2 separate regions of the Homo sapiens genome follow, and region 1 is linked to region 2. A link is a loop called in an ENCODE intact Hi-C map of the cell type or tissue named here. Cell type or tissue: GM12878. All regions are shown on one strand. Links, peaks and the distances in the headings refer to the core of each region. The heading gives the core; the rest is flanking DNA.

Region 1 (12,486 bases), core at 1,376-9,375, 460 kb before region 2:
TCCCCGTCGCGGAGGCAGCCTAGCCTCGCGCCCCGCCCGTTGCTTCTGCCCTCCGGCCTTCCCGCCGCCGTCGCCGGGACCAGCCGCTCGGGGCCGGGCTGATACAGCCGCTTCACCGTGCCCCTGCCCGCGACCATGGCCTCCTCCGAGGTGGCGCGGCACCTGGTGAGTCCCGCCGACGCCGGGGCCCCAGCCCCGCGCTCCCCGGCCCCCGCGGGACTTCCCGCCCTCGACCCACCGGCCCCCTGGTCCGGCCCGGGATTGTGACCCGCGCCCCCTCCGGCCCCGCCCGCCCAGTGCTCCCCGGCTTCCGCGGCGGCCGGGCGCCTGGGGCGGGAGAGGAGCCTCTGCGGAGCCTGGGCGCGGCCGGACCCCGGTTCGCGGGGCGCGGCGCCAGCGTCGGGACGGTGGGAGAGTTCTTGAACGACTTCCCGGTCTTTGCCAAAAGTTACATCCACAGCGGTGTTTGTGGGTCTCTTACGGCTATAACGGAGTTGAAGGCGCAGTGCGGACTGATTGAATAGCGGTCATCTTTTGCAGCCGTGAGCACTTCCGAGCCTCCCTGCCGCCGGGAGAAAGCCCGGCTCCCCTGGCTTTTCAAAAGCTCTCCCGTTTTATCCGATGGTGTGGTCGTCCAAGTTTTCCTCCATTGGGATTTTAAACCGTTTTTTTCCCGCCTTGACTCTTTTGTACTCTAAAAGAACGCGTTTGTTCACTGTTTTGAACCTTTCCAGTTACTTTTGTAGATTTATCTCGCTTGTTAGTAAGCCAGCGGTTTTCCAAGTGTGGTTACAACTATTTTCGTTAATAGTACCAAGGTCGTGTACATCGAGTTTTCCAAAGGCTACATGGTATGGAGTGATCTCACCGCCGTTTGGAGGCCCGATGCCTGTGTATTCTTAAAAACAAATTCTCCCTTTTAATTTTTGATAGTAAACATTGGTGGTTTTCATCTGTGTAAACAAAAGCTCTTTGGAGGCTGGAGACCAAAAAGTTTGAGAACCACTCTACTAAGCAACCTCCTACATGAGAAGTTTAAATTGTAGAAACAGTTCAGATTGCAGGCTGAGAGATTAGAGGATCCGTCCAAAGTGACACCGTTGGTTTGTTTTATAGAACCTGGACAAAGATTTTTCTCCCTGATTCAGCCCAGGTCTCTTTTCATTCTATCGCGTATTTTTTAAAAATCTCAAATTTTCTGTCTGGACCCCCTTGTCTCAGTTGCTGTGTTTGTGTGCATGTGTGAGTGAGGGAAAATTGAGGGGTCCTGGTGAGGAAAATGTGTTTTATAAATTCTTTGATTCATAGATTACGTATCCAAACAAGCTTGAGCAGAAGAGAACACTTCATTTAGCTGATGTTAGATTTATTTTTAATTGTACTTAATTTGCTTTGAGGCTAACTTTACTTATTTTCGAATTAAACTGTATTTTGCGTTAATTGTAGATTAATATGCAGTTGTAAGAAATAATACAGTATAGTGAGAACCCTGTACCCTTTATCCACCTTTCCACAATAAGATCTGGCAAACCCATAGTACGATATCACAACCAGCATATTGTCATTGATTGATACAGTGAAGATAAAGGATGTTCCCAGGACCAGGAGGATCCCTTAATGCCTTTTTATAACCACACACACTTCTTTCCTGCCCTGCCTCCTTCTTAACCCCAGACAATCAGTGATTCGTTTTTATTCTTATAATTTTGTCATTCCAAGACTTATATAATGGAATCACCCAGTTAGTAACCTTTTGAGATTGGATTTTTTTTTTTTCAACTCAGCAAAGTTCTGGAGATTCATCCAGGTTGTTGCATATATCTGCAGTTTGCTGGGGTAGTATTCCATGGTATGATTGTGCCACAGTTTGAAGGATATCTAGGTTGTTTTCAGTTGTTGGCTATTGGCAATAAAGCTGCTATAAACATTCATGTACAGTAACTCATAATGTAAGCATAAGTCTTCAGTTCTTTGGGATAGATGCCCAGGAATACAATTGTTGGGTCATATGGTAGTTGCATGCTTAGTTTTGTAAGAAACTGCCAGACTTTCTCAGAATGGCTGTATTATTTTGCATCCCTACCAGGAAAGTATGAGAGGTCCAGTTTCTGCACATCCTTACCAGCATTTGGTGGTGTCCTTATTTTTAATTTAGCCATTCTTATAGGTATATAGTGACACCTCATGGTGATTTTAACTTGGATTTCTCGTATTGTCACCCAGGCTAGAGTGCAGTGGTGCCAAGATGGCTCACTTCAACCTCAGCCTCAATCTCCTGGGCTCAAGCGATCCTCCTGCCTCAGCCACCCCAAGTAGCTAGGACTATAGGTGTGCACCACCACAGCCGGCTAAATTTTTGTATTTTTTGTAGAGGCAGGGGTGTGACCATGTTGCCCAGGCTGGTCTCAAACTCCTGGGCTCAAGCGATCCTCCCGTCTCAGCCTCCCAACATGTTGCCTATTTTCTAGTTAGATTTTTTTTTTCTGTTGGGTTTAAAGTTTTTTAGGTATACTAGATTCCAGTCCTTTCTCAGATATGTGATTTGAAAATGTTCTCTTTCAGTCTGTAGTTTATCTTTTCATCTTCTAACAGGGTCTTTTGCAAAGCAAAAGTTTTCAGTTTTGTTGAAATTTATCATTATTTCCTTTTATGGATTGTGCTTTTGGTGTCAAGTTTAAGAACTCTTTGCCTAACCTTAGATCCCAAAGATTTTCTCTTATTTTTTTCCTAAAAGTTTTATAGTTTATGTTTTACATTTATGTTATGACCCATTTTGAGTTAATTTTTCTGTTAGGTGTCAGACTTAAGTTGAGGGCCATTTTTTGGCCTATGGATGTCCAGTTGCTCCAGCACCATTTGTTGAATAGGCTCCCTTTCCATTATTGAGTTGTTGATGCACTTTTGTCAAAAGTCAGTTGAGCATATTTGTGTGGGTCTGTTTCAGTCTGTTTCTGGGTTCTCCGTTAGCACGCAGTCTTGATTCCTGTAGCTGTGTAAGTCTGAAATAAGGTAGACTGATTTCTCCCACTTTATTCTTCTCTCCCCCAGATTTTTAGCTATTCTAGTTCTGTGCCTCTCTGTGTAAGTTTTAGAATCGTCTTATCTATATTTACAAATAATTTTGCTGGGATTCGAGAGGAATTACATTAAATGTTTATATCGATTTAGGGAGAATTGATAGCTTTACTATGTTGAGTCTTCTAACTCATGTACATAGTATTTCTCTTCATTTCTCTCTTTTTTTTTGAAGACGGAATGTCGCTTTGTCACCCAGGCTGGAGTTCAATAGCATGATCTCAGCTCACCGCAGCCTCCACCTCCCTGGTTCAAGCGATTCTCCTACCCCAGCCTCCTGAGTAGTTGGGATTACAGGCATGTGCCACCACGCCCGGCTAATTTTTTGTATTTTTAGTAGACACAGGGTTTCTCCATGTTGGTCAAGCTGGTCTTGAACTCCCAACCTCAGGTGATCCACCCGTCTCAGTCTCCCGAAGTGTTGGGATTACAGGCGTGAGCCACCATGCCCGGCCCAGACCTTTTTTTTAATAGAAGAGGATATTAAAATTCAGGGAAGTGGCTGGGCGCAGTGGCTCACACCTGTAATCCCAGCACTTTGGGAGGCCCAGATGGATGGATCATGAGGTCAAGAGATTGAGACCATCCTGGCCAACACCGTAAAACCCCATCTCTGCTAAAAATACAGGAAATTAGCTGGGCTTGGTGGCATGCGCCTGTAGTCCCAACTACTTGGGAGGCTGAGGCAGGAGGATCACTTGAACCTGAGAGGTGGAGGTTGCAGTAAGCTGAGATCGCGCCACTGCACTCCAGCCTGGCGACAGAGTGAGACTCTGTCTAAAAAAAAAAAAACACCTCAGGGAAGTTTAGTGTCTCGCTTAAGGAATCACAGCTAGTGATTGTGAGATCTGCTCTGTGTCATATTGTCCCTGCCATTATCTCCACCATGCTCCTTATTAGGAATTGCATCATTTTATGATTCAGGAGATCCTGGCTGTATAATTAGTTATTGTTGACTGAGATAGTGGATCTTGAAATAGTGTTGAGTACAGTCCACTGACTGCCTTTTCATCTCCCGAGAAACACAGCCATAATTTTCCACTTCTTCAGTTATCCTTACCTTTTAAGTGGTGACCAAATCTTTGCAATTCCTGTCCGCATTTGTCATTTCCTGTTTTAGCTACAATGCTTCTGAACTTTTTTTCTCATTCCTTCTCAGTTTTTCTTCAGTGAGGATAATTTTCGTATCTAAGAGGCTTCTCATTTGTTTTACTTTCTGTCTTGAAGTTGTGATTCTTAATTCTTTCTTGATCTTTTTTTTTTTTTTTTTTTGAGGCGGAGTCTTGCTCTGTCACCCAGGCTAGAGTGCAGTGGCGCGATCTCGGCAGTGAAAAGACTCAGTTCCCATGCTGCTTCCTCTGAAGCTTTCCCAGAGAACCCCAGCCCCTGGCAGCCAGGCTGCTTCTCATTTGGTATTTGGTCATATGCTACCTTGCAGTACCTCCTAATTTATGTTTTTGTATTGTTAACCTTTTGCATCAAGTAAACTCTGCATTTTTTTCGTCCTTAATTAAATGATCTGTTTTCTGGAAGAGCAACCTGTATTATTCTTTGTATCCTCCATAGCCATACTCATATATCTTTGAGGACAGGCATTATTTTTTTATATGGAAAGTATGTTATCTTGGACAATTTTATTCTTGCTGAATGTTAAATGAATAAATTATAAATGCTTGCAGGCAGCCAGGAGCTGTTTGTTCATCTACACTTATGTTCTAATGAAGCCCCACTTTCCCTAGGCTGAAACACTGATAGTGTCATACTTTTCAGATAGTCCCAGACCGATTTTCATTATAACATAGTGCCAGGTTATGTTTGGATTAATTGATTGATTGATTGATATATTTTGGTCTGTGGGAAAGAAGGAGAAGGATGCTCTTAAATTTTTATAATCTACTGCAGGATAGAGTCCCTCTCTTCAAGAATACATACAGGACCCTTGCTTTCAACCATATTAATGTGATTTATCTCTGCTTTAGATTTTGAGCATTCCTAGTATAAAATGCCTGATGCGCAAAGCTTTTGTAATGAGAACTTTAATTCTTACACTTTCTTCTGATAATATCTGGAAGGTTGATTTAGATAATGCTTTATTTAGAAAATTTAATTTTTTTTTAGGATTTGTATCTACTACTGATTTAAGGATTTTGGAGGAGGAATCATGTATCTCATAGTCATAATGACGAAAGTAAAATATTTTAAATTCTAATGTTAAATACCTTAAAACAAATATGATTTAATAGCTTGGGATATAGCACTTATACTTTGTTGGTATTACTTTTAGTAAATAGGCTACCTGGTCAGGCTCCCTGGTCTGTGCCAGGTAGGATGGGCTCCCCAGCCCCTCCTCACTAGTTTCAGCCTAAGATCATATGACCAAGGAACTTACCAAAGATAAGGTAGAAATGTGGCTATTCTCTGATTTCCTTTACCTTCCTCCCTTAAGAATCAGATCAAGTTTATCCTGCCCTCTGTGTGGTCTGTATTTATGGGGATAGCAAGAAAGTCCTATTGTCTTAGAGTGCGTGTTACATAGAAAGAGTTCACAAATTGTGAAATATTAGGTAGGGAGTATATTGATGGATACCTTGAATGTTCTGTGAGTGTCCATGAGAAAACTGTATCCCAGTCTCTCATGGACAAATAGAAGCTGTGCATGGTGACATTTTTCCTTAGCTGCATATATACTATTTGGCAGGAACATTGCCTTGAGCTCTAAATTAGTCCAGAATTACTCAAATGATTTTTGAAAATTAAAATAAAAAGCTGCTTTTGTTATAAAAGACCTTTAAGAGGATAGTTGACTAAGTTTAATTCTATGTGTATAGATGAGAAATGTTCTCACTGACAAATTAGTAGCTAGTTCTGCTCAATCTGAATGAGTCACGGCTTCAGAAACAGACATTGAACTTTTCCCCATCTCCAGCATAATCTTCAGTTTTTTTTCCCATTTGCACTGCATGAAATCTACTTTATAGAAAGTCCTTTTGTCGTCTTATAAAAGTATAGATACCTCCAGACAAGTTAGTCAGTGGGTGACTTTCCTAATGCCTAGGGAGATCCTGGGAATCAAGGAAGTCAGAGTTTCCCTAGGGGTGAACACAGGTAGGTAGTTTTGATTTAGGGCAGGTTGGGTGAGAAGTCAGGGGAGGAAAGACTAAACTTTGCCTTTTTCAAGGTTTATCTAGAACAGTGTTTCTCAACATTTTTTCATTATTACCCCCTCAGGAGAAAAATTACATTTAAATAAAATGTAATTAATAACAGATTTAATTTTTATTAAATTAGCCCAGGTAATTAAGTTCTCCCTAATGGGAGGAATCCAGTACTAAAGAATATACATTTTTCAGATAAGGTTGAGCTTTGGTGAGGGCCACAGACCATTTGTTTATTTATTTATTTTTGTCCTCCCAAGAACCGATTTCTGCTCTCTTTAGGGGGAGAGATAATACAGGTACTGCCCCCATTGAGAATGCATGATCCATGGTTAGCCATCCTAGCAATAGGGCAACATATGTTTTTTCTTCTGAGTCTGCTACTAGATTTGAAAACAGTCTAAGACTAAATACTCTGTACATTATAAGTTAAATGAGGCATTCAAGAACTTACTCAGGACCTTAGCTGTTTGTAATATTGTTTCTATGGAGACTGTAGTCTTACTCCAAGCAGCTTACTAATATGAATTTTTGGAAAATACAAATTATTTGTGTGATTATGATTTATACTACCTTTAAATAAGTAGAATGAAAGCTTTTTACAAAAAGCTCAATATTGAGCTAAATAGTAAACGAAGCGATGGCCATGGATTAGCGGAGAAGAGCAGGCTAGACATTTTAGACAGGAAGAATATTCACTGTCTGACACTGTTTATATGCTGAAACTTAAAATAACATGAGAAGCCTTTCAATTCTTCACTATTCATGAAAGAAATAGCTTTGCTGGGCGTGGTGGCTCATGCCTGTAATCCCAGCACTTTGGGAGGCTGAGGTGGGTGGGTCACCTCCGGTCAGGAGTTTGAGACCAGCCTGGTCAACATGGTAAAACCCTGTGCCTAGTGGTGCGTGCCTGTAGTCCCAGCTACTCGGGAGGCTAAGGCAGGAGAATCGCTTGAACCTGCGAGACGGAGGTTGCAGTGAGCCGACATTGCACCACTGCACTCCAGCCTGAGTGACAGAGTGAGACTCCATCTCAAAAAAAAAAAAAAAAAAAAAAAAAGCTTAAAATTTTTAGTGCAATTTTTTTTTTAATAAAAGGGAACTTTTTAGCTATTATTTTCAACTTTTAGTGGCCTAGTAATCTCTGAAGATCTTTGCAGGTAATAAAGTAGTCAAGATATATTTTTCTGTGGACTTGTCCTTTATGGCTATAACTATGTCCACTATGGTAATTGAATGCTACCAGATGCTGAAGTGCATTCACCATGGCAAGTACTTCCCTTGTGTTATCACATTTTATTTTTTATTTTTTGTTTTTTGAGACAGAGTCTTGCTTTGTCGCCAGACTGGAATGCAGTGGTGCAGTGTTGGCTCACTGCAACCTCTGCCTCCCGGGTTCAAACGATTCTCCTGCCTCAGCCTCCGGAGTAGCTGGGATTACAGGCATGTGCCACCACACCCAGCTAATTTTTGTAGTTCTAGTAGAAGCGGGGTTTCACCATGTTGGCCAGGGTGGTCTCAATCTCTTGACTTTGTAATCCTCCCTCCTTGGTCTCCCAAAGTGCTGGGATTACAGGCATGAGCCACGGCACCCGGCCTGTGTTACCACATTTTATTCTCCCAGCCCATGAGCTGAGTACTGTTATCTCTAGTTTTTTGGATGAGATGCAACTTTCACACATCCTTGCACAAAATGTCTTTTGTTTCCTCCATGTTGTCTTTGTACCTCCTTGCCCCAGACCTCATTCCAGGCTTTGGCAGTTCTTAATGATGCAGCATTTTGCATCTGTTGCTACTATACAGTTAATTCTAACAGCCTTCTTAACATACATTTATACTGATGTCATGCTAACTCTTCTTCTTTGTGACATGGATCATTGAGAGAATTTCTGGGGGCTCTCTGTTTTGGTAGAAGATAGGCTGCTTGTCACATAGTAACAGAAATTCTGTTGTATAGAAAAGAATTATAATTTACAGTTTCCATGTAACTCTGAGGACTAAAGAACCTAATACAGCATTATAATTTGAACAGTTGGAGAAAATAATTTTGTTTTGTATTTGCATATTTTGCTATATATTTTCTTTTTTGTTGATTACAAAAATTATACAGATATTATTTAGCTTATCCTCAGGTATTCTGATTAGCTTTTTTAGCTACACTTTCCCATTTACCTACCTTTTAGTCAGAAAATTATGTTATACTTTTATGAATTAACTTTGTTATTCAAGTACAATTTATTTATTTATTTATTATTATTTTTTGAAATGGAGTTTCACTCTTGTCGCTCAGAGTAGAGTGCAGTGGTACGATCTCAGCTCACTGCAACCTCCATTTCCCGGGTTCAAACGATTCTCCTGCCTCAGCCTCCTGAGTAGCTGGGATTACGGGCACCTGCCACCATGCCTGGCTAATTTTTGTATTTTTAGTAGAGACAGAGTTTCACCATGTTGGGCAGGCTGGTCTCAAACTCCTGACCTCAGGTGATCTGCCTGATCATACTAGTAATATGGTATAATTATATTCAGCCCAAAAACTAAGCCTGACTGGCTTGATGAATTAAGCTGAATCTTTAATGCTCTTATCAGTGTAGAACAATTCAAGTCTCAAGGAATCAATGGAAACTTCAAGAGAAGTGAGAATTACCACTGGGCCACGTATATTTGTTTTTGATAATGTAAAATTTTACATAAAAGTTCTTTGAGGGATCCAAGGTGCTCATAGGAACCTTAAACTCAGTAGTTCCAAAGTTGCATCAAACCTGTGCTGATTCCTCTCCTATTCTCTTTCCTGCTTCACAGTGACGTCTCTCCAGTGACCTTAGTTTGAGTCACTTGGACTCAGAATCATGAAGTCAGCTTCTTGCAGCCTCACCTTTTCTGCTGTCCTTGCATTTACATGTAAGCCTCCTTGGGCTTCAGTGATGAGCTCACTGTGATTTTCCAACCATACCAGTTATATTTGTACCCTTGGCACACGCAGATTCCACTACTGTGTTGTCCCTCCCCTCCCCTCCCCAGAGTCTCGTTCTGTCACCCAGGCTGGAGTGGCTCAATCTTGGCTCACTGTAAGCTCCGCCTCCCCGGTTCATGCCATTCTCCTGCCTCAGCCTCTTGAGTACCTGGGACTACAGGCACCCGCCACCATGCCTGGCTAATTTTTTGTATTTTTACTGGAGACAGGGTTTCACCATGTTAGCCAGGATGGTCTCGATCTCCTGACCTCGTGATCCCACCCGCCTCGGCCTCCCAAAGTGCTAGGATTACAGGCCTCAGCCACCACGCCCGGCCTCTTTTCTTTTCTTTCTTTCTTTTTTCTTTCTTTCTTTTCTCCCCGCCCCGCCCCTCCCCTTCCCTTCCCTTCTTTCCTTTCTTTCTTTTTCTTTCTTTCTTTCTATGGGGTCCCGCTCTGTCACCCAGGCTGGAGTGCAGTGGCGCAGTCTCAACCACTGCAACCTCTGCCTCCTAGGTTCAAGCAATTCTCCTGTCTCAGCCTCCCAAGTTGCTGGGATTACAGGCACACACCACCACACCTGGCTAATTTTTTTTTTAATTCTTTTTTTTTTTTTTTTTTGAGGCAGAGTCTCGCTCTGTCGCCCAGGCTGGAGTGCAGTGGCATGATCTCGGCTCACTGCAATCTCCACCTCCCAGGTTCACACCATTCTCCTGCCTCAGCCTCCCGAGTAGCTGGGACTACAGGCATCTGCCACTATGCCCGGCTAATTTTTTTGTATTTTTAGTAGAGATGGGGTTTCACCGTGTTAGCCAGGATGGTCTCGATCTCCTGACCTCGTGATCCGCCCGCCTCGGCCTCCCAAAGTGCTGGGATTACAGGTGTGAGCCACCGTGCCCGGCTTAAAATTTTAATTAGAGACGGTTTCACCATATTGGCCAGGCTGGTATCGAACTGCTGACCTCAGGACCCACCACGCCCAACCTGTCTTGTCTTTATTTGCTAGGAAATTTCCTGTTTCTTCATCAAGTCTCTGCTCAAGCCTTTTCTTGCCAGTGCTTTCTCTGACTATGTAGATTTCATTATACCCTGAGTGTCTTTTCCAGATTTTTAGTTGTATGTATGTCTCCCAATTGTACTAAGATTTAAATTGCAAGGATATTGATTTATACAGCTTCGATCCACAATACCTGGGGTCTGTTATTCTGTCCTTAAAATGTAAGGCTTTAAAAATAATATTATGAGGCCGGGCGCGGTGGTGCACGCCTGTAATCCCAGCTCTTTGGGAGGCTGAGGCAGGCGGATCACGAGGTCAGGAGATTGAGACCATCTTGGCTAACAGGGTGAAACCCCATCTCTACTAAAAATACACAGAAAAAAATTAGCCAGGCGTGGCGGTGTGTGCCTGTAGTCCCAGCTGCTGGGGAGGCTGAGGCAGGAGAATGGCGTGAACCCAGGAGGTGGGGCTTGCAGTGAGCCGAGATTGCGCCACTGCACTCCAGCCTGGGTGACACAGTGAGACTGTCTCAAAAAAAAAAATAATAATATTAATAATGATAATAATAACATTATGTACATTTGTGGAGTAAGTGAAAAACAATAAGCATTGATAGACTTCACACTGATTCCTAAGTATTCTTTTTTCCCAGATGTTCCTGTCAACTTTAGGTCCTTTTAATGCTTTTTTGTTTTGTTTTTTTTGTTTTGTTTTTGAGACAGGGCCTTGCTCTGTTGCCCAGGCTGGAGTACAGTGGTGCAGTCACAGCTTACTGCAGCCTTGACCTCCCAGGCTCAGATGATCCTCCTGCCTCAGTCTTCCAAGTATCAGTTTCCACAGGTACACACCACTGTGCCTGGCTAATTTTTTTTTTTTTTTTTTTTGAGACAGGGTCTGCCTATGTTGTTCAGGCTTTAAGTCCTTTTAATGGGTATCTATTTCTCTTCCTTCCCCTTTTCTTCAGCTCCTCTCTCATTTGCTTTTCCTGGGCTAAATAAATGACTTCTCAAATTTCATTGGCTTTTCTGTCACCTAGCCTGCATGGAACATGCTCTCTTTTGAAGGAATTCGAGCCATCTAGTAATCCTTTTTTTTTTTTTTTTTTAATTTGAGATGGAGTTTTGCTTTTGTTGCCCAGGCTGGAGTGCAATGGTGCGATCTCGGCTCACTGCAACCTCTGCCTCCCAGGTTCAAGCGATTCTCCTGCCTCACCCTCCCGAGTAGCTGGGATTATAGGCATGCGCCACCACACTCAGCTAATTTTGTACTTTTAGTAGAGATGGGGTTTCACCATTTTGGTCAGGGTGGTGTCAAACTCCTGACCTCAGGTGATCCACCCGCCTTGGCCTCCCAAGGTGCTGGCATTACAGGCGTGAGCCACCGTGCCCGGCTTACTTTTTATTTAAATAAGCCTTGAGATTTAGTTCCACAGGGTCTTTTCACATCAATAAGATGCAATTTTATTGTCTTAATCTTAATTTTATTGTCCTTAATCTCCCTTTCTGTTCATGCAGTTTCTGTAAGTTGTTTTCATTCTTCACATCACAAACTTTCTCTCATTGCTTGTTCCAAGTTATAGTCATAAAATCTGAGTTGAAAGGGATCTTAGAAAATTGTTACCTTTGTTACCCACTTAGTACGGAAATCAGCTCTGTAGTATTGATAGGGGTTACTGTGCCGCTGTTGGAACCCTTCCAGGGTCTGAGCTCAGTGCTTCCTAGGCAGCTCATTTCTCTGTTAGACAACTTGAATCCTTCAGTCATTTCCCTTCCTTGTGTCAAAATCTGCCTCACTAGTCTATTCATGGGTCCTGGTTTTTCCCTCGGGAAGCGCATTTCCATATGACGGACTGAATATACTTTGCTGTCCCTTAATCCTCTTATGCTGCGGTAGGCTAACAACATTGGGAAAAAGTCATATTTCCTTGACTCATACAGTGCTAGAAAGTAACTTGTAGAGTATTAGAAAACTTAATCTGTAAGACATCATAAAGGAAGATTTAGTTGCTTTTTTTTTTTTTAACTTCAGGGTGTAGAAAGATATTTTGAGCTTTATATTTAAGGAAGAAGCCGTAAAGAAAAAGATTTATAGTTTAGTCTTTATGAAAACTGGAAGGGTCAGTAATAAATCAGGAAAAGATATTTATGATACACATGACAAGCAAAGAGTTATACTCAGCAGCTCTTACTAATAAGAGAAACAAAGAAGGAGTACCCTGATAGGCAAGTGGGAAAACATGAATTGGTGATTTATGGAAATATAGGAGAAATGGCCAGTAAGCTGAAAAATGTTTAAAATACTAGAAGTTA
Region 2 (12,486 bases), core at 1,426-9,425:
CACCACCTTTTGTTGGCCTTCTGCAGTTTAGATCAGTGCTGCTCACCCCAGCACTGGCATCACCTGGGGACCGTTGAATCTGATGCCAGGCTGCACCCAGACCCATCACAGGGCCCTGGGCTGAGACAGACATCAGTGTTTGGGGAGGTTCCCCAGGGGACTTCAACATGCACCCCAAGTCAAGAACCACTAGTTTAATAAAAGAACACAGCTGCAATTAAAAAGTGATTTCAACCTTCCACTGGGACAAAAAATATCCACGAGCAGAAAAAGAACCCCCTGGTATTTTAATCTTAATTAAGTCCAACTGGAGTACAAAAATACCTGCACTACAAAGCATCTCCACTGTAGCTAAGGTTTTCCAATTGTCACTTACTCACAACGTCTTGATAGAGCCCCCATGGCACCAATTAGAACGTAAGCACCACGAGGCCAGACTATCTTGCTCTCTGCAACGTTGCTGCTGCCACAGAGAGCCAAAGGACATGTGGGTGCTCAATGGACACGTGCAGGGAGATGCTCAGCTGTCCTCCTGCTGGACCTTGCATGCAAGACCCAGGGACGGCTGCCTTAACACACTTGCTCTGTCAAACAAGCGAATTCCCCTTGGGTCCTCATGGTAGAGAGCCCTGTGCCTTCCTTTGAAGCCATTCATCTGAGGTCCATGAAATGCTGTGGCAACCTCTGAGATTAAAGAGGTTTAGAAGTGCAAATGACTGTCAATGTGAATATTAATAGCTACGTTATTAATAACGAAAGTCTCTGCCAGACACTTGACTCTTGATTAAATGGAGTAGAGGAGCTCAAGTCAAGCCAAAGAGACTTCTCAGCTCTAAGCCAATGGATCTCCCAGAGAACGGGTCCCGGGGGGCCATAGAACATTCTTAGTGTCTGACTAGAGAAGTCCGAATAAAAGCAGTGGGTGTGGACCAAGGACAGCAGTGTGGCCCTGCCCTGAGTCCTGCCCACTCCATCAATGTGAGCTCCTAGGCCAGTCTCAGCTTGGCTCCCTGCTCCTTCCCAGAGCCCAGAACAGTGTCTGGCCTGCATGAGGCACTCAATTGAAGCCTCTGAAGGAAGGAAAGAGCAAATGAATAAATGAGAAGAGAAAGGGGGATCTGCAGTTGAAAGCCAGAAGTGCAAACAGGGAAACAAAGATTCCCAAAGCTTGCCTGGGCTCTGTCTGCTCCACAAAGAATAAAGTCTAGAACTTGATTTTTTTTGGGTAAAACCACCAATCAGAATTGTTCCACAAGCCATGAATTCACCTAAAATACTTTTTAAAAAAAAACACTGCCATGATTGCTGTCCCTACACATTTTTGAGACCTAAAAATAAAAGAACACCAGCTGTCCTGCTAAACAAGCATCTGTCTATGACCGAGCCCCAGTAACTTCAGAACTCAATTCACTACACATTACGCTCTGCTTCTTCAGCCATGAATGCACTTTTCAGCATTAGAAATTATCCCTTTCACATTTTTAAACGCTGTGGCTTCTGCCTGACTAATGCCATCTTTAATTATACATAATCGAGTATTTTACTGTGATCTAATGGGGTCTATTACTCATCAAAATGGCACCAGTCAGCAGTAATATTCCCCAGAGCCAATTACTCAACCCTTCTTTCATTCTTCCAAAGTATCAGCCCACACGTGCAGAAATTTGTACACAGTTTGAGCTACAGCATCTTACCAATTTGTCCAAAAAGGGAAAAAAAGAACGCCTTTAAGAAGCCCTCCCTATGATGGCTGGCTCATGAGCTCTGCCATAGTGACATGAAGAACCACGGATGGCGCTCTGGCCTGGGCTGGCTGCAGCACACCGTCCCGGTGGATTCCCTCACGTGCTCTGCTCATGTGGCATGATCGGGGCCCATCTCACAAGAGAAAACAGATACTGCAGAAGGTACCCAATTTGCCTGAGTCCTAGAGCAGGCAGGTGGGAGAGCCAGGTTTCCACCATCGGTAAGAACACACTGCATACTGGGTGCATGAGACCAAAAGGCCACACAAAGGGGGCTGTGTAGGACCCGGCTGGCAGCCCAGCCAGATGGTCCCTTCCCTGAACTCGAATTCCACAGTCACCATGCAACAAACCACCCGACTGACCTTGTCCATGATACCATGGATTTTGAGGGGCCCACAGATCTTAAGCAAACCTGTAAAGATCAGCAGAAATGAGCTAGTCCCCAAAACTCTTCATTTAAAGAGATGAACTGCCAATCAATAACTATAAACGCAGAGTTTATAAAAGGTCTAACTTTATATGTATATATGGAAATGCATATGCATACTCATCTACAGGAGTTATTAAATGACAGATCAATGGGCTAGGCTCCAATTCGGGATATTTTAGCTAAAACAACTGCTTGTTAACTTCGTAAATATTTAGAAGAGAAATTAAAATTACAAAACCAAAGTGCCCTAAGACCCAGAAGCCGGAAACTATACAAGAAAGGTCACTTCATGGGCAATTGACAAATAAATCATTTTCAAGAGAACTGGGAATCGATAACACGCTATGAGACCTTGATATAACCCTCCTGAATAATTGACTAGGCCTCTTTTTGGACCATTTACGGTACTATGTTTAGCATTCCATTTAGTGCTAATTCCTTCAAGTGTGGGCTTCTTATCAGATCTGTTGACCAAGTGGTAGATGGAAAATTATAAATACGCACAGATATGATGTTTCTCTAGTATACAAACAGCATACTGAAGCTGCAACTCAACAACTATCTTTCATCTGGCCCCAGCAACAACAAGGTGCTTATCAGCGCAGAGATAGTCTCGTCCACAAAAGCATTTGAGGTTCCCTGATGTGCCTCTGATAGAGAGAGAGCAGCACCACCTCCCCACACCCCCATATTTACATCTTTCGAGCAAACCTCTCAGCAGCAGCGGACAGCTGTAATTCCAAGAAAGTCCAGGCATCCCGGTCTTTTCTCCCAGGCACCTTGAGGAAGTGCCAGCCAACCTCTGTCTTTTGGACAAAAAGAAACCCACCCTCTGACTCGCTCCAGGGTCACCAAGAGGGGAAAACGAGACAGGGAAGAAGAGAACTTGTTTGGACAGTTGTTGGGAGGGCAGAGCCTCTACTTAGGAGAAAGCCTGAGACATCATCAGGTTGGGAGATGAGTCCCAGGGAAGGGCCCAGGAGGAAAGATGGGAACAGTTACTGCCAGAAGTGTTTTCTAACAGGACTCTGAGGCCTTCATAGGATATTGGGGCGGGGGGGGGGGGGGGGAGGGAAAAAAGAAGAGAAGAGGGGAAGAGAGGGAGGGGAGGGGAGGGGAGGGTTAGGAAGGGGAGGACAGAGGAAAACAGAAGGAATGGGGGGGGCACTAAAGAAAGGAGAGATCCGCAAGTTTTCGAAGGAAGGATTGTAAAAAAAGATACTCAGATGTAGACTCTATGGGGCCCCCCAATCCAGGCCCTTCCTCAGGGTCCCAGCCTGACTTTGGGGACCAAAGCAGCCTCAAGGAGATGGTCAGTCAGCCACCCATGGTGCAGACCCATGGTGGAGGAAGGGCTGGGCCTGAAGGTGGTGCTGGGGAGAGCGTGCATTCAGAGGTAGGCTTCTTGGATCCTAAACAGAAACAAGAAAGTGCTAGGAAGTGCCCTTCCTCCTGCCATTGAACATTCACAGGACCCATGAGCTTGTCCACCACACTGGAGGCCTCTTGGCACGGAATTGATGCAAGAAGACTCCACAGACTCCACAGAAATGGGCCAGTGATACAGAGGAGTGATTAGTCACTAGTATTCTTTTGCTCTTGAGGCCCTGGCCACCTTTGGGAAGCTGGAATGATCCCTTTGGCAATTTGTCCCAGTAACATTTCAGGGACCTTTACTGATGCCCTTTGCCTGACCCTTAATCTGGCTATAAGAGCAGCCAGAACTAAGTGACCAACAAGTGTTAGCTCCAATAATAATGGCCATTATTAGTGTACCATGCATTCTAATACGTATTCTAATGAAAACTTAAGACTCAAGAACAGTAACAGTGGTGACACCTCACCTTCACTAAATCTAACTGTTCAGCTGGTACCTCTCTCAGCACTTTTCCTGCATGGACTCCCTCGGCCCGCATGGACTCCGTCGGCCCACATAGACAAGGACACTGCGGCCGGGAGGTCACACTGCCAAGCCCCTTGACTTGCTCAGGGGTACACAGCAACAATGTGTGGGGAGGGAGACATGAACCCAGGCATTCGGGCTCCAGGGCTCCACGCACACCCATAGCCCTACGCAGCCTCCCCAGCTCTGCGGCTCCGTCCTGCCTTTCAGCCTGGTGATGTGGAAGCATTGCCACTGGCCACTACACCCCTGACCCCATGCCAACCAACAAACCAATACTGCTCCTGGGTTCCCGCCCTTTCACACGGGTGGGGAGGCTCAACGGATGGTGTGGTCCTGACCTGTGAGAACACCCAAGACCTGTAAAACAACCAGAAGATAAATTCTAGAAAAGTGCTCCTTAGGAAGTCCACGAGAGTCTAGAAACGCATGGCGATAGCAGTGCCAAAGGTCGCTCGACCATGCGTGCAACAGTGAGGCCCCCCGGACAGCCTAGGGGTGGAGGATGTGTGAGGAAGCAGCCCCTTTCATGAGGGCTTCTCTGCAGCCTCCCACAGATGAGAAAGGAGGCGGCATTCCCTCACGGACAGACAGACCAATGGTGAAGGCGACCGGTCTTCCATAAGCAAAGAGCCAACAGCAGGAATGAACACAGTGCAGGAATAAGAGAGGGGCAGGGCTCACAGGGTCATGAGCAGGGCCATGGGACTGCAAACCTGGCATGAAGTCCGGACTAAAGGGGGCTGAGTGGGCTTGTAACCACCAAACAGCATTTTAAGACAATCACCGGGGCCACAGGCACAGATGGACTGGGGAGACCGTGGTCAGGAAGGACCCAGCCAGGACACGGCTCTGTCTCAGAAGCAGCAGAAAGGCAGGAGTGAACTGCCCCTTACAAGAGAAAGAAATGACCAAACCTGGAGACACAGACAGAGCCGGTGAGGGAAGACTCAGAGATGACTCCAGGCCCCGTAAGAGGGCCCTTAACACTCTGCTTACGAGCTTCTCCAAAGGGCCCTTCCTGACACGGAGCCCTGAGTTTCTTATGCCACACCTGTTAGAGCCCAGGAGCCGGGTGTGAGCCCGCTGCCCTGAGATCGGCACTGAACGCGCTCACCCCACAGTGCGCAGTGTCCACACCGCCCCAGCACCCCAGCTCTGGGAACAAAGCTTGCTGAGCGAGGCCTATTCCCACCATGCCTTCCGCCCCCTGCCCGTCTCTTGGTTCTCAACCCCGGGTCAGTGCTCTGCTGTGGCTCAGGCTCCAGCCTGGTGCCTGACTGATGCAGACAGTGTGAGGTGGCCCCTGCCAGGCATGCATCACCAGCTGGAGGTGGGCCTGGGAGTGGCCCAACCTGGACCCAGTGCAGTGGCATAAGGACTCGGGGAACACCTGTCATGTCCAAAATAAATCCCAAAGGCTGGGTTTCTCATGTTTGCCATTTAGGTTTAAAAATCAAACAAAGCAATTTTCCCAACGCTGCTTGCAAGCATAAAATTGCCCTGTTCCTCATATTCACCTCGTTCAAACTCTTCCCTCATACAAAGCCTCAGCACATCCACAGCTGGGCGTGAGCCTTCAGACACACAGGAAACCAGGGCTGAAAGAACAAACCTAGAGACGTCATGGTGAAAGCTAGGTCTGCTTGTTCTATGACTTGAGGCAGCTTTGTGTGTTTTTTAAAAGTACTTTTCATTATCATGTTAAATTTATATTTCCCCTGTTTTATTGAGGTATAACAGACAAATAAAAATTGTATATATTTAAGGTATACAAGTGATAATTTGATATACATATACATTCCAGTTAATATATATCTATCACCTCACGTGGTTACCTTCGTGGTGTCATGAAAATACTTAAAATCTATTCTTTTAGCAAAGTTCAAGTATATAATCGAGTATTGTTAACTATGGTCACCATGCTGCACAGTAGAACTCCAGAATTCATTCATCTTATAACTGAAAGTGTTACTCTTTGACAAGTATCTCCTCTTCCCACACTTCCGGCGCCTCGTAACCACCTTTCTACTATCTGCTTCTATGAATTCAGTGTTTTTAGATTCCGGATATGAATGAGATCACACAGTATTTGCCTTTCTGTGTCTGTGGCTTGTTTCACTTCGCATAACGTCCTCTAGGCTCATCCATGCCATCACAAATGGAAAGATTTCCTTCTTTTTTAAGATTGAATAATATTCCATTGTTTGTGTATATACGTGTGTGTGTGTGTGTGTGTGTGTATACAGCACAGCACAGGCAGCCTTTTGTTTGTTTGTTTGTTTGTTTTGTTTTGTTTCAGACAGGGTGTCACTCTGTTGCCCAGGCTGGAGTGCAGTGGTGCGATCACGGCTCACTGCAGCCTCAACCTCCTGGGCTTAAGAAATCCTCCTACCTCAGCCTCTTATGTATCTAGGACTACAGGCATGCACCACCATGCCCAGCTGATTCTTTTTTTCTTTTTTTATTTTTTGTAGAGATGGGGACTTGCTATGTTGCCCAGGCTGGTCTCAAGCTCCTGGGCTGAAGCGATCTTCCTGTCTTGACCTCCTAAAGTTCTGAGATTACAGGCATGAGCCACTGCACCCAGCCCACTGCACTTTCTTTATCATTCATCTGGTGATGGACATCTGGGTTGCTTTCAGATATTGGCCCTGTGAATAATGCTGAAATGAACATGAGATTGCACATCTCGCTTTGAGGTTCTGATTTCACTTCAACTTAAGGCATTTTTTATCCAAACTATGGTCCTCCAAGCCTCAGTTTCACGATACTTACTTAATGAGTTCCTTTAAATTGACTCACTTTTTATTTAAATTTGTTTCCAAATGAAATTCCATGCAACTGCCACAATTTTTCTATATGCACCACTTGACAAACAGAATGGACCATTAAATGAAAACTTTAATATAAAACGTTTCCCAGGTTCCTCCTGAGGTTACCTTGTGGCCATCATGGCAGGCCCCCCACACTGGGTTCCCGGGCTCAGGGACACCACCAGGAATACCAGCATCCCAGTGGCACTTTCCCTTTCCTCATCTCTAGTGCCAAATCACACTCCAGCAGCCAGGACACCAGCCCCAAGCCCCCGGCACTCCACTACCACCCATGTGCTGTATCTGTCAGCACGACAATTGTCACCTTGAAAGCCGACATCCTTGACAATTCCTCAACCTGACAGAAATTTCCCACTTAAGTTTAGAGAGTGAAAACGTCCCACAATGACAGCCACCTTTCCCCACATTTACCGACAAGCCTATAGCACTTCCATCAGTCAACAACAATCCTCGATGCTTTGGCAGGTGAAGCCAGAGGACACCAACGATCAGAAAATAAACCCAGGCCCGACAGCCCATGCTCCGCTCAGTTGACCTCACAGGTGACTCCAGGATGGAGGGCTCCAAGATGCAGCCAAGCAGAGGCGTTCTGCCCCCAGAGAACCCAGAGAGGCTTCTGGTGACAGGACTAGAATCCTCCTCCCTCAGCCACTGGGGAGAGCAGAGTGCCCCGTTGTCCCTGGGGAGCCCAGGAGGCAGCCCCTCCCTCACTCTCGGCCGCTGTGCCTGCAAGCTGGGTGCCTGTGTGGGTGCTGGGGGCCAGGGAATGGGAAGAAGTCACGGGACACATATTTGATTCCAAGTTTGTGGAGCTAACCCCACAGGGTGCTTTGGGGTCCTATTAAAATCAGAGGAGGCACATTTTAGAGTAGAATATAACATGCATGGGAATTTTTAAGAAAAAATAAGACTGTAAACACCTATTCCTGAGAACACCAATGGAAGGGATGTGGGTGGGGAGGTGGGGCAGCTGGCAAAGAACTGGAAATGCACAGCTCACCCAGTCACAAAGGCGCAAGAGTCCGCCCAGGGGGCTGGACCATGGGAAGCATTCCCTTGCTGCTCTCCAGGAGCTCAGGGACCCCACCCGGTAGGTGACTCAGGGTGGGGCCCAGGGGACAGGCCAGGGGCTGCAGCAGAAGTTCTAGGCACATACCTGAGACCCCCCCCCCAGGAGACTCAAGGACCCCAGAAGAGGACTTGGGCAGGGGGCTGGAAATGATGGCCACACACCAGAGGAGGTGTCACAGAAGTTTGTTTGAGACTTCCGTGAGTGTAGAAAGGGCCCTGCCACCTGCAGAGCTTGCAGGAGGTAGGAGAAGCAGGCAGCCGACAGCAGACTGGCACATCTGGGGGGTCCCATGGGTGAAAGGAGGCGAGGACCTGGCTTTGCTGAGCTGGACACAACCGTCACCCTGACCTCCTTCTCCAACCAGTACCCCCTCCTGTTGATACTGTCAGGAGACTTGTTCCCCGGGGTCTAGAAAATGACTATTTTGCTTTCTCCTGGGAGATGCTGGCTTTGGGTCCTAACTCTTCTGTCAAGACACACTGTTATCCCCAGGCGTCATCACTCTTCCTGGGATCTGCACCCTAAATTCACATCCGATTTCACGATAGAGAAAAGTGCAGTGGGTTGGAGCTTCAGCCTACACCTGTAAAGAATTGGTCAGCCTGGGGACTGGTGATCTCTGCAGCTGTGGGCTCAGCTCTGGGCTGGGCCTGGTCACTGGGAAAGGCAGGCATGTGCCTAGGTGCTGCAGAGGTCTCGAGCCCCTCCCATGAGCTTGGCGCGGTGCGGAGGGCAGCCTGTGAGTGAGGCTCTGAGCCCCACTCATCACTGAGCAAGTTGGAGGAAGAGGGACCCAGGCAGAGACGAGAGGCTGCCTCCAGAAAGCCAGCCAGTGGCAACTGCAAAAGCCGACAGAGCACTGGTTGCCAGGAATGCGCACGGCCCACAGAGGGGAAGAGTGAGGAAGGGTCACTGAAACAGCCTGAACAAATAAAAATGGAGCCAGAAACTGCACAGAAGGGAGACAAAAGAGAGGAATCCGCAGAAACCTGGGCTCCGGGGGGTGTGGTTGCATCTTTCCACCTGGATGAAGTCGACTAAAATGAGCACCAAGGATGGGTCCCAGCATAGCATTGATCCCTTCAATACAACTGATGTAAATGGCTCACACCAGCCAGATACCGCCTGCCCAACAGGAGTCTGGTTGTCAGGATGCTTTAGGGTTGTCCAGTTCACAGCAGCCCCGGATGGAAGGTGGGGGTTATGAAAGTAAGGGCTTCTCAGCCCATGAAGTTGTTTACAGCAGTGATAGTACCAAGTGGAAAACTGATACCCCTGGGGCCAGACTGTGTAGGTGTTGATAGTCTAAGATGGGGCACTGATTAGTTTGGGGACACAGAGGAGATGTTACCTTTAACATCAATCATATTGCATAGACTGGCTATTAACCACGTGTAGAGCACATAGGCCTTTTGCAGAAGGGAAAAAATTCTATTTCCCATAAATCTAAAAAGCATGAAATTGGCCGGGCATGGTGGCTCACGCCTGTAATCCCAGCACTTTGGGAGGCTGAGGCAGGTGGATCATGAGGTCAGGAGATCAAGACCATCCTGGTTAACATGGTGAAACCCCGTCTCTACTAAAAATACAAAAAAATTAGCCAGGCATGGTGGTGGGCGCCTGTAGTCCCAGCTACTCGGGAGGCTGAGACAGGAGAATGGTGTGAACCTGGGAGGCAGAGCCTGCAGTGAGCCAAGATCGCACCACTGCACTCCAGCCTAGGGGACAGAGCAAGACTCCGTCTCTAAAAAAAAAAAGGCAAGAAATTTCTGAAGTCTGGGAAAAATAGAAAAAGAACATCAGTATGTAAAGGCATTATAAGTAGATTTATGATTCACAAAGAACCGGCAAAAGAGAAGGTCCATGGCTGGATGCAGCTGATCTCAGGAAGAGAGAGAACTCCAAACACGTGCGTCAACCACATGCAACCACGTGCATCAATCGACCCATATGCACCAACCATGTGCATCAATGCAGCCTTCAGAAAAGAAGTGACAGTGATGGTGCAGGAGGGGACGGTGGACAGAGGGAAAAGGGGCCTCCCAGGACTAAGTGGAAAGCCTTCCGCAGACCTGTCCTCTTCACCCCAGCCTTGTCATGTGAGTTATGTAGGCACAGTTTCAACGTCATGAGTCACTACCTCTGATCAATAAACCCTCCTGTTTTTTTAAAGCAGCTATATTTGAGACAAACAGCCTCCATCTGCCTAGGAACACAAACCTGAACAAACTAAGCCCCAGTGGCGCTGCCTTTTGGATGTAGACCCCTGTCCACACGACTCCAGATGTCAAACTGCCAAGCAATGGACACATTGGTCTTTGGCAAAGAGGTGATTGAAAAGCTCAAAAACTGCAAGTCTTAAACTCCATTGTTCAATGGGCTGCTGACCCATAGCAGGTGCCCTTCTGCACTGTGAGGCTCAACCACAGGATCTGATATACGTCACCTCATTTGATATGCTGGGGACAACAACTTTAAATCCAGGAAAACTCTTGTTACTGTACACAAGTCAAAGCTTAGTTTGTCAAACCGAGACAGCAGATACACTCCCAATTCCATAAGGAACACATTTTTAAATTAATTTTTAAAACTCAGATTTCTAGCATTGGAAGTTTTCCCTCTGCTATAGTCCACAACACAAATTCAGCCACAGAAGGCACAAGGGGGATGCCGCTCAGGATACAAGAGAGTTGTCTTCCTATTAGGAGTGTGACTGTGTGAGAGCATTCACCTTTCATACTGCACATGTTTAGACTACAAACTTGGTCCAGACAATGACTGCTAGTGACAAAATTAACCCATGGGCATCATGAACTCAGTAAAAAAAAAAAGGTCAGTCTCATTGGCTATCTTTGTTAAGGCGACATTAATTTAGCACAATCTACATTCTTGATGCTCTGCACGCATTTTCTCATGCAAACACATCTGGTTTTAATTACCTTTGGCTGTGCTTGGGAAGAGAAAATAGGATGCAATTTTTAAGTTACGCAGATTTGGGATATGATTATAAAGAGTTAAGGAATCCAGTGGCTTATCCATAAAAGAGTAAAGATGTGGATACATTTTGATAAATAAAATAAGCTGCATAATTAAATCCACAGACATCACCCATGACTCCACGTCCCCTGCCATCATCAGGCTGTGGCCCCTTGTCTTCATGTCTCTTATTACCACATGTCAAGAGATACCTATTGGCTATTTGTTTACAGTGTCCTCTGAATGGTCAGTTGCAGAAAGGCCTGGATCACTTCTGGTTTTGTGAACAATGTATATTCCAGTGCTTAACACAGTATTTGCAACAGGGTGGGCAGTCAGTACATATGTGTGGACTGAATTAATTATTAACATCACTCGTTCTGGGCCAGTCTTCAAGAGCAGCACTCACACAGGGCCATGGTGACAGCTCCACAGCCCCAGCACCTGGGCCACCATTCATTCTGTGTGTTCCCTACAGCTGCAGTCTGCAGGCAGGGTGTGCAGACCCAGAGGAAGAGTGACCCACTTCCTCACTGCAGATGAACAGGAAGACTAGAATGAACCAGCAGCAGCGGGCTGCCCAGGGGCTGCCCTGACCCCTCTCTAAAAGATCCAGTTCAATACAATACATGAAGTCCAGAATATTACTCAAAATTTGCTTGCCACTTTGCCAGCAAATGCAGCACCAAGCTAATTTTTACAACAGCCTTGAAGTCCCAGCAACAACAGCAACTGTCCTTTCTTTTACAGCTAAACTCCCAAGCCTTTTGTTTTTCCCACATGCAAAACTGAAACCCCACTACTTTCTCCCTACAGATTTTTTAGAAATTTCTATCTGAGAGGCCAGGCGAAGTGGCTGACACCTGTAATCCCAGCACTTTGGGAGGCCAAGGCGGGCGGATCACGAGGTCAGGAGTTCGAGGCCAGCCTGGCCAATACGGTGAAACCCCCTCTCTACTAAAAATATTAAAAAATTAGCCGGGCGTTAGCCGGGCGTGGTGGTGCTCGCCTATAGTCCCAGCCACTTGGGAGGCTGAGGCAGAAGAATAGCTTGAACCCTGGAGGCGGAGGTAGCAGTGAGTCGAGATCGTGCCACTGCACTCCAGCTAGGGTAACAGAGCAAGACTGTCTCAAAAAAAAAGAAATTTTGATCTGCGAAATAAATGTATGTGTCTGCCATTGCATTTATGGGTAAAGGCACTCCACACAGGCAACACCTCCAGAAGTCGGCCTGGCCTGAGATTTAGCTGGCCCAGCCTCAGGAGTACTTTCCTCAACCCACATGGGTGAGCACTCCAAGTGTTTAGTAATCATCTGAAGGATTCCTTGACCCTTCAAATCAAACAGCAACAGTGGCAGGCAAAGCTTGGAGGATTAACCGATTAGTCTTTGAACGCAAAAACAACGGCTGATCAGGACGGGTGGTGTCTAATGAGATTAGTTAACCTGCAACCATTTACTGAAATGTGCCTAAGCCTCCCTCATCTTTCCTCTTTCTCTCCAGTATCTCTGGGTTCATC

What was found. A loop is a pair of places that touch in the nucleus more often than their neighbours do. Peaks named below come from ENCODE experiments on the same cell type or tissue, not always from the same donor. Only the 100,000 strongest peaks of a DNase experiment are listed, where the experiment ranks them.
Region 1: a loop joins it to region 2, with 3 times the contacts of the local background. A loop is called at or near these places in 2 of 110 quality-filtered maps.

Annotation. Positions count from the first base shown.
Region 1 is chr2:109,601,477-109,613,962 of GRCh38, reverse strand. SEPTIN10 (septin 10) reads left to right here. Exons shown (of 11, transcript NM_144710.5): 1 at 1-165. The coding sequence starts at 136. It also overlaps a transcript of RANBP2 not described here. Among named protein-coding and RNA genes, the nearest start is that of SEPTIN10, 6.2 kb to the left of the region's middle. RefSeq lists silencers at 1-225, 256-345 and an enhancer at 198-1,107. In GM12878, for the core only: a CTCF peak has its summit at 2,180; a DNase peak (open chromatin) is centred at 4,468; H3K4me3 peaks cover 2,873 bases; H3K27ac peaks cover 3,361 bases.
Region 2 is chr2:109,137,648-109,150,133 of GRCh38, reverse strand. The region is part of intron 1 of SH3RF3 (SH3 domain containing ring finger 3); the gene reads right to left. MIR4265 (microRNA 4265) reads left to right here and starts at 8,546; the gene lies at 8,546-8,644. It also overlaps a transcript of RANBP2 not described here. RefSeq lists a silencer at 504-553. In GM12878, for the core only: no CTCF peak of the experiment used is centred there; DNase peaks (open chromatin) are centred at 6,103 and 6,736; H3K4me3 peaks cover 227 bases.